Regions from separate parts of the Homo sapiens genome. Here region 1 is linked to region 2. Evidence: read pairs that join two places in POLR2A ChIA-PET (ENCODE). Cell type or tissue: PC-3. All regions are shown on one strand. Links, peaks and the distances in the headings refer to the core of each region. The heading gives the core; the rest is flanking DNA.

Region 1 (4,713 bases), core at 202-4,201, 570 kb after region 2:
GTAATTACAGTTTTAGTTTTAAAATTAATTTCCAAAGTATTTTCTCAAGTGGCTATGCTATTTTATATTCTCACAGGTATGTAGTAATGATGTAGTTTCACTATTTTCTCTCACAATTTGGTATTTTCATGATTTTTTTTTAATTTTAGCCATTAGACAGATACAGAGTGATGCCTAATTATGGTTTTAATTTGTATTTCCCTAATAGCTAGTGGTATTGAATGTCTTTTCATGTGTTTATACGAAATCTATATATCTTCACTGATGAAATGTCTATCCATACTATTTGCTCACTTTTTAATTGGATTATTTTAAACATTCTACCTGTATAAAGATTTTCCTGTTTTTCGATTTTAATTTGATTCCTTTATGTTCAGAGAACCCCTTCTGTATGATTTCAATTATTTTAAATTTGTTAAGGTGTGTTTTTAAATGTATAAAATAATTACCTAATCTATTTGCAATTTCATAAAAAAATTAAAAGATTGTTTTTATTCTTTTTTATTTTATTTCATTTTATTTTTTTTTTTGAGACAAGGTCTCACTTGTTCGCCCAGGCTGGAGTGCAGTGGTGTGATCTCGGCTCACTGCAACTCCACACTGCCCCCCTACCATGAATGATCCTCCCATCTCAGCCCGTGAGCAGCTGAACTACAGGCATGCCCTACCATGCCTGACTAATTTTTGTATTTTCAGTAGAGAAGGGGTTTTGCCATGTTGCCCAGCTTAGCCCGAACTGCTGGGCTCAAGCAATTCACCCACCTCAGTCTCCCAAAGTGCTGGTATTACAGGCGTGAGCCACCACACCCAGCCACAATTTTTTAGTGAACACAAAATTGTTTGAAATGATACATTAAAAGTTGATGACTCACATATTAAATATCTCCTCCAGGGACTGAGGCTAACAGCAATTTATAGCTCACTGAATATTACCCTTGTGGCATTTAGTGTTTAAAGATATTCTGTCTATTAATTTAATTATTCTATATGCAGTGACTTGGACATTAGAAAGTATGAATTCACAAAATCATCATCAACTTAATATTTATGACAATGGAGATCACAAAAATTTTCCCAATAGTACGTTAATTTTAGCCACTGAAAATGACAACTCTAGAAAATAAATCTATCCATTTGTACATTTTAGATACACTTGTAAGAATCAACATAATTAAAACCAATTGCACAATGCAAACCTTAAAACCAGAAGTGTAGGGTATGATACACAGGACCAAATTTTAATGATATAATCTGTTCATTCCTTCAATTCTGTCACTTTAATTTTTCTTAAGGGTTTTAGATAGATGGCATACCACTTTTCTCTGATGTGCTCTATAATCCTTATCATTCTCTCAAATACGAAGCTTACTACCTTCTCATGATTTACACACTTAGCCTTTTGGAAGATGAGCGCCATTGAAGTGATTTGTTGGTTTCTTGATTGATTTTGTAATGCTAAACTACTTCGTAGTTGCTGTCCTAAGTCAGAATATCTACACTTCCCATTAAGCTCTTGAATCAAAAGGATTAATGTGATAGTAGAAAGAGACATATTCCAAAGCAGAAATAAATCTAACTAGAAATCTCCCCAAAGCAAAGGACAAGTACTTACATTGAATAAACTAAGCAAATTATAAAAAATAATATTATCTCCTTATAAAAAAGGCAGAAAAGGAAGCACAACAGTTAATCTTATAAAACTGTGCAAATATGTGTTTATGGTATATTACTAAGTTTATTCATAAATATGTAATACAAGTCAATCTTGAGTAAATAAGAAAATAATTTATAAAGATTCCTTCTCCTTGTTTCAGTTGGGACAAAGCTGAAAGACCATCTCACCTTCATATTTCATGATGTCAACTGAAGGCTGTTGAAACTGCATTAAAATTATTTTTTCTTCTCAATCCTGCTTTTATCTCTCCCTTACATGTGTTGTTACTTCCCAACAGACTTACTGCCCACAAACCTGCATCTCAAAGTTTGTATCTTGGGAAAGAAGACCTAAGATTAGTCAATGCCAGTAAAGCTGAAAGAAAGCTGACTCCAAAATAAACATTTCGTGTTTGATCAACCTGTCAACCAGATGGCAATGGGGAGCCCTTTATAAGTTTGTAAGAGACATACACATGCACACTACTGAGTTAAGTGTCAGCAGAATAATGATTTTGGAATATATGTAATAAAGATAACAATTAAAAACTACATATGGATAAGGTATTGGGAGGAAATATAAAATATTGGTTCTGTCATTTGATAGAAATATAATTTTTCATCTTTATACTAATTTATTATTCATTATTTTAATGAAATGATACATAAACTAAATTAATAAATTAAACCAGCTATTGAATTCAAACTTAATTATATTCTCAAATTCATTATTATTATCCCTAATTTTAGCATGCAACGGATTTCAGTCAACCCCCATAGAACATCACACACCTGTAAGTTAATCTCTGGAAAATCTTCTTTAATTTTAGTAAGCTCTAAACTGAACCTTTAATGCCACAGTTCTGGATTTTATATGATTCTTTTACATACATTCATATTTGACAATCCTGTTTTATGTCCCATCATGAAGAATTGTGACGATATAAGAAAGCTATTTCACCTACTCTCTAATTTAAATGAGTGACACCCTTAATGTCTTTCCTACGCATTTCCACTAGCCATTGTAACATTTTTGTCTGTGACACAATCATTGGCTTAATAGAACAATTACCCATCAATTATCTTCTTCCATACTCTTCTCTCCATATCACCCTAGTCCTCTTATAGCATATAATTAAATTTGCTGCATTAAATATTATCAACAACCTCTTTTTTTTTTTTTTTTTTTTGACGGTGTCTCGCTCTGTCGCCCAGACTGGAGTGCAGTGGTGCGATCTCGGCTCACTGCAAGCTCCGCCTCCCGGGTTCACGCCATTCTCCTGCCTCACCTCCCCAGTAGCTGGGACTACAGGTGCCCACCACCACGCCAGGCTAATTTATTTGTATTTTTAGTAGAGACGGGGTTTCACCATGTTAGCCAGGCTGGTCTGGATCTCCTGACCTCGTGATCCGCCCGCCTCGGCCTCCCAAAGTGCTGGGATTACAGGCGTGAGCCACCGCGCCGGCCATCAACAACCTCTTAATTGCCAAAAGTAGCATCTTCTTTTCTGCCTTTGGATTACCTAATAGAGTACTTCACCCTTGACTGTCCTTCATGGTTGAACTGCGTTGTTGTTGGTTTTTCTTTTGTTGCTGTTGTTGTTGTTCCGTAGGGATTTTGTTTGTTTTGCCTTGTTATTTAACAGCCTTCTCCATGCTGTCTTCTAAAAAAATCACACCCAACTCTCATACCCAGTCATATTTAATTATACCTTTAAATGCTTTCTAATATGTCATCTCCCTTTCATTCTCATTACCAGTGCTCTAGATAACTATACTTATCATTTTCCCACAGGCTGATTCAATGTTCGTATTTATTTCCTTATTTACTTTGAGATCTTGCTCTGTCGCCCAGGCTGGCGCGCAGTGGTGCGATCTCGGCTCACTGCAAGCTCCGCCTCCCGGGTTCAAGCGATTCTCCTGCCTCAGCCTCCCGAGTATCTGGGACTGCAGGCGCATGCCACCACGCCCAGTTAATTTTTTGTATTTTTAGTAGAGATGGGGTTTCACCGTGTTAACCAGGATGGTCTTGATCTCCTGACCTCTTGATCCGCCCGCCATGGCCTCCCAAAGTGCTGAGATTACAGGCGTTAGCCACTGCGCCAGGCCCAATTTTTAAAAGTATACTTATTTTCCATCCAGCCCTCAACCCACCCAATCATTTACACCTGCAGCTGCTGGATTAACATTTCAAAATCACAGTTCTGTTCATATCAGACACTTCTTCAAATCATTCACTGGCTTACTTCTGGAATTTGTAGTTCTTTACTGTGTGCCTTCAATTTATTTTTCCAATCCCCTAATATATAATTATATTCAGATGTTGCTGTCTACTTCTTGTTTCCAGAATATTTCAGATATTAACATGAATTTGCTCCAGTTCTTCAAAATCTGAACTGGCATCTCCCTCCTCTGGGTGAACTTCTCAAAGGTTTTTTTGTTGTTGTTGTTTTTTTAAACATTATTTCCCTTATCGTGTTTTTCTTGATTCTCTCTGCATGCTCATTACGTACATGAATCATTTTTGCCCATTCCCACTAGGAACTTTGCAATTCCTAATCTCCTTGCCTGGAGTGATACTCGCCAAGTAAGTTCATGATTGGATTTTGGGGCTATTTAGGTCTTGACTCATGTCATTCTGTCACAGATGTTTTCCTTGATGTAAACTAGTATAATCTACACAACATTTCTCAGTGTCTAAAATTATCTCTTTGTTGTATGCATTCACTTTTTTTTTCACTGTCTACTCCCTATAAGCTAGATAGGAACAGAAGTCTTGTTTTAAATTCTTTTGGGGGTTGTACTCTGTACTTTTGGGGGTTGTATAGATGTTACAGAGGAAAAAACAAGAGATTTTATCAAAATGTCCACTTTATGATAATGGAGCCAATATTTTGATCTCGGTATAACTGAGTACATTTTTCATCTTCCACTCTACACCTCTTTTTGGAATCAAAAGAGATAAAACTCAAAGAACGGCTTTGGCTTTCACTTGAGATTCAATTTCCTCACCCTTAAAATGTATACAATAGTGCCTGTTTATGTTTTTATTGTGCAGAT
Region 2 (4,713 bases), core at 311-4,310:
CTAGTTAAGTCCTAGGCAAATCATTGACAGATATCTCATGAGAGCCTGATTATGATTTATAAACTGTCATCCTTTGGCTGTGTCCTCATGTGCTGAAAGTGTCAAGGAAGCTCTCTGGGGTTTCTTCTATAAAGGAACTAATCCCACTCATGATTGCCCCATTCATATGATCTAATCACTCCCAAAGGTCCCACCTCCAAATACCATCACATTGAGTAGTATGTTTCAACATATAAATTTGGGGGACACAAACATTTATTCTATACTGTTCCACCCATGGCCTCCCTAAATCCAGGTCCTTCTCACATGCAAACTATATTCATGCCATCTCAACAGCCCCAAAAGTCTTAACTCATTGCAGCATCAAATCTGAAGTCTAAAGTTCAACAACTCATTCAAATATCATCTAAATAAGATATTGGTGAGAGTAGAGGGATAGAAGGGATAGGAGAGACATTCTCATTCCAACAGGAAGAAATAGAAAAACATATAGAGGTAACAGATCCCAAGCAAGTCCAGAGTATGGGACAAACTCCGTGAGTTCTTACAGCTCAAGAATAATCCTCTTTGGCTTGATGGTCTGCCCTCCAGGCCTATCAGGGTGGTGATTTCACAACCCCCGCCACCCCTGGCTCACTGGGAAGGTCCACAGTGGTTTTCTTTCTTTTTTCTGAAACAGGGTCTTGCTCTGTCACCTATACTGGAGAGCAGTGGCATGATCTTGGCTCACTGCAACTTCCACCTCCAAGGGTCAAGTGATTCTTGTGCCTCAGCATCCCAAGCAGCTGGGACTACAGGTGTGCACCACCGTGCCTGGCTAATTTTTGTATTTTTAGTAGAGATGGGGTTTTGTCATGTTGGCCAGCCTGGTCTCAAATTCCTGGCCCCAAGTTGTCTTCCTGCTTCAGCCTCCCAAAGAGCTGGGATTACAGGCACGAGCCACAGAGGCTGGCCCCCACATTGGCTTTTTGCCTGGGCCCCACAGTTTTGTCAGTCAGGGATAGGTCCCCTAAAGCTCTGGATGACCCTGCTCCCACTTTTCTGGGAAGAGGCCATCTGGCCTGTTGAAATTGACATAATGGTTCTCACTTTTGGAAATAAAGGAACAGGCCTGATAATCTCTGAATCACCTTTGGAGTCATTCTACTTTTGTCTTGAAAAATAATAACTGGCTTCTGTTGAGATGGATGATTAGACTTGTGGTTCACACCATACTAATTACATTATCAAATCAGTCTTGGCCACACCCTCACTGTTCTCTTTGTAATGTTCTTTCTCATTTTTGGAATATGGATAGACTGAGAATTACCCAAATCTTCAGGTTTGATTTCCTTTTAGCATAACAATTTTATCTGTAAGTCATTTCTTTCTTCTCACATTTTACTACCAAACATCAGGAAGAGCCAAGCTGCACCTTTAACACTGTCCTTAGAAATAACATAAGCTAAATATCCAGTTTTATTCTACCTTCCATAAAACACTAGAACACAAACATATTATAATTCAGCCAAGTTCTTTGTCACTATATAACAAAAATAGCATTTTCTCCTATTTCCAATAAAATGTTTATCATTTTTGCCTGAGATCTCCTCATAATGGCCTTTACCATCCATATTACTCTCAACAGTCTGTTCATGATTCATTCAGCATTCTCTAAGAAGGTTGATGCTTTCTCTAGAGCTCCTGCGTTTTTTTCTGAGCCCTCACCAAAATTACCGTACTGATCCCATGCATAACAATGTAGGCTTTTTCTAGCATGTTCCTCAAAACTTGTCTAGCCTCTACTCAGTATTCAGCTCCATAGCCACTTCCATGTTTTTAGGCGTTTGTGAGAGCAGCACTCTTACTTCTTGGTACCAATTTTCAGCTTTAGTTCATAACAAATTACCATAGACTGGGTGGCTTATAAATAACAGACATTTCTCATAGTTCTAGAGGGCATCAAGTTCTATATCAAAGTGCAGTCAGGTTCAGTATCTGGTGAGGGCTTACTTCCAGGTTCATAGACTGTCATCTTGTGCTTTAATTACTTAGTGAGCTCCCCAAGGCCCCACTTCCAAATACCATCATATTGGGGATTAGGTTTCAACATAGGAATGGGATATAAACATTTAGTCGATAACAGAGAAAAAGTTGCAGGTTGTGACAGCTGATTCCAGAAGAGGACTCTGGCCCGCAGAGGTGAGGTTAAATAATTGAAACATATATTGAGGAATATGAGGGCAATGTAGTTAAGATATGATAGTTACAAATTTTGCACAGAAGCAAAATATACTATTAAGTAATCATATATTACAATTCGTTACAGACCTTCAATGAACAGAAAGCGTGTGTCACCTTATTGTCAACTTCATTCATGAATTCACTAATTGATCTTCCCTGTTTGCCAGTAACTAATTCAGGGTTAGCTTATAATTAACAAATTTAGGGCCGGGTGCGGTGGCTTAGGCCTGTAATCCCAGCACTTTGGGAGGCTGAGGCGGGTGGATCACCTGAGGTCAGGAGTTTGAGACCAGCCTGGCCAACATGAAGAAACCCCATCTCTACTAAAAATGCAAAAATTAGCCAGGTGTGGTGGTGGGTGCCTGTAATCTTAGCTACTCAGGAGGCTAAGGCAGGAGAATCGCTTGACCCTGGGAGGTGGAGGTTGCAGTGAGCCAAGATCGCGCCATTGCACTCCAGCCTGGGCAACAAGAGCAAAACTCCATCTCAAAAAAAAAAAAAAAAAAGAAAAGAAAAAAGAAAGAAAAATTAACAAATTTAGAACTCTGAGCTTCTGAAAATCATCCTTGCTCCATGATGCATTTTATTTATCTAAATTCATAATTTTATTATTTCTAATAGATACAATTTCTCAGAGGAAAGAAAAAGACAAGTAGTTGATTTATTTTCCTTTGTTATTTATAATACATTGAAATCAATGTAAGAGCTGAGGTACTTTATACAATAAATCATTAAAATGAAGCTAAAAGAGGAAGATTCATATTAAATCAAGGATATACTTGTGCCAAAAAAATATAGACAGAGGCTAAAAGCAGCAATTGAGTACCAAGGTTGACTTTAAGCTTTTTAGAAACCAAGATAAAATGAATTTTTTTTTCTATTATGTAGACATTATTGTCTAAGAAAAGGCACAACTCTAGACTATTAGAATAAAGATTTTATAAATGTAAACTGTAAAAAATATTTAGAGAAATTGCAAAAGTCTGTTAAAATGTGATAAAATTTATAATTATAATAAAATTTAAAGCGTAAAATAAAACTAAATGCATTTCTCAATTTGAGAAAGATTAATAGTATATATACTAACATATTAAAATATACAACATACTATTCTGGGTTTCTAATGACACCCGATATTAATCATTTTTAAAAAATAAATCATGAACACTAAACTCAATAAGGATGTTTTTTTAAAAAAACTATTGAATTGCATTATGTCTAGAAACTTAATGAGAAATGATTTATTACATTTTCATAAGCCATCTTATCACTTTGCTGACATATGGTGATTTATATGAAAATAAATATACATTTTAAAAATATAAAAGCCAAGTTAAAACTAAACATAAGTATAAAACAAAATCTTCATTAGTCTTTAATTTTGATTTTCTTAGCTATTTTTTCAAGAAATTTTTACTGAGACTCTACCTTGTTTTGCGGACTATAGGAAACATCAGTCATATCAATACATTTATGACATCATACTTGTACAATCCAGTTTTGATTCAAATGCTCTGATTTTTTAACACAGATGAGAAAAACCAATTGAATACTTTGAACATACATAATCTTGAAAATAAGACCCTCTTCTGTTGGATGCAATAGTAAAATACCAAAGCTTATTATGGTTCTCTCATTCCCTTTCTATATCCTTCACTTCCAGAAACTGAGTATTTCCTATAGGAAGGAGTTCCTCACAGTGGTAATCTCGTCACCACACCACACAGGAATAATTGGATGCCCTGGATTAAGCCCTCTTGGACTCATAACTGACTATCAGTATATTGCTATGCTCCCAGGGTTTTCAGAACCAGGGAAGTATGGAAACTTTGGGTGGATTTGTTGTCAGTAGAAATACTGGGTTCTTACTTGTGATGGCCCTGCCCACTAGACTAAGGCTGTGTTCCTTCACATCCAAGTTGCATAAAAGTGAGTCACCAATAATTTCTTCATTAATACTGAGTTCAGAGATGGGGCCAGGTGTTAGGAACATCTTGTTCCCTAGCTCTTCAGGTTATATCCCTCTACTGCCATTCTAGTCTTGCTGTGCATCCTGATGATTGCACGTACCTTGATGTTTAAGTGCAACCAGTGGTCTCTATTATTATGAGATCCTTATCAGCTTCATTGCTCCCAGGGAACCCATTCCTGAAACAGCATCTCCACCACTGAACCTGACCTACAAAAGACAGTTACCCTTGTGGTTTGCTATGATGTTGGCATTGCTGTGTTTTGTAATTCTTTTTGTGGAATAGTCAGATAGGTGTGATCAAAAGAGGAGACAGAGGAGAGGCTCAGGAAAAAAACAAAGTTTATTATACTCCCAGATCCTAGAGACAGAAGACAAAGCATGCCCTGTGGTGCCATATGGGGAAAGACACCAGTGTGGTCAGGGGACAGAAGATAGGAGCAAGGGGAAGGATTAGGCCATTGACTTCATTGGTGTTTCTAAGAAAAACACAAGTCAGGGCAGGGTGAACAGTTTAGGAT

Evidence for each region. ChIA-PET counts read pairs that join two places held together with the same protein. Peaks named below come from ENCODE experiments on the same cell type or tissue, not always from the same donor. Only the 100,000 strongest peaks of a DNase experiment are listed, where the experiment ranks them.
Region 1: POLR2A ChIA-PET joins it to region 2 with 6 read pairs; 2 of 35 experiments call an interaction of 5 or more read pairs at or near these places.

What each region holds. Positions count from the first base shown.
Region 1 is chr5:99,642,357-99,647,069 of GRCh38, reverse strand. No RefSeq gene overlaps it. Among named protein-coding and RNA genes, the nearest start is that of LINC02113, 110 kb to the right of the region's middle. In PC-3, for the core only: no CTCF peak of the experiment used is centred there; DNase peaks (open chromatin) are centred at 829 and 2,049; H3K4me3 peaks cover 478 bases; H3K27ac peaks cover 1,221 bases.
Region 2 is chr5:100,212,689-100,217,401 of GRCh38, reverse strand. No RefSeq gene overlaps it. Among named protein-coding and RNA genes, the nearest start is that of FAM174A-DT, 320 kb to the left of the region's middle. In PC-3, for the core only: no CTCF peak of the experiment used is centred there; no DNase peak of the experiment used is centred there.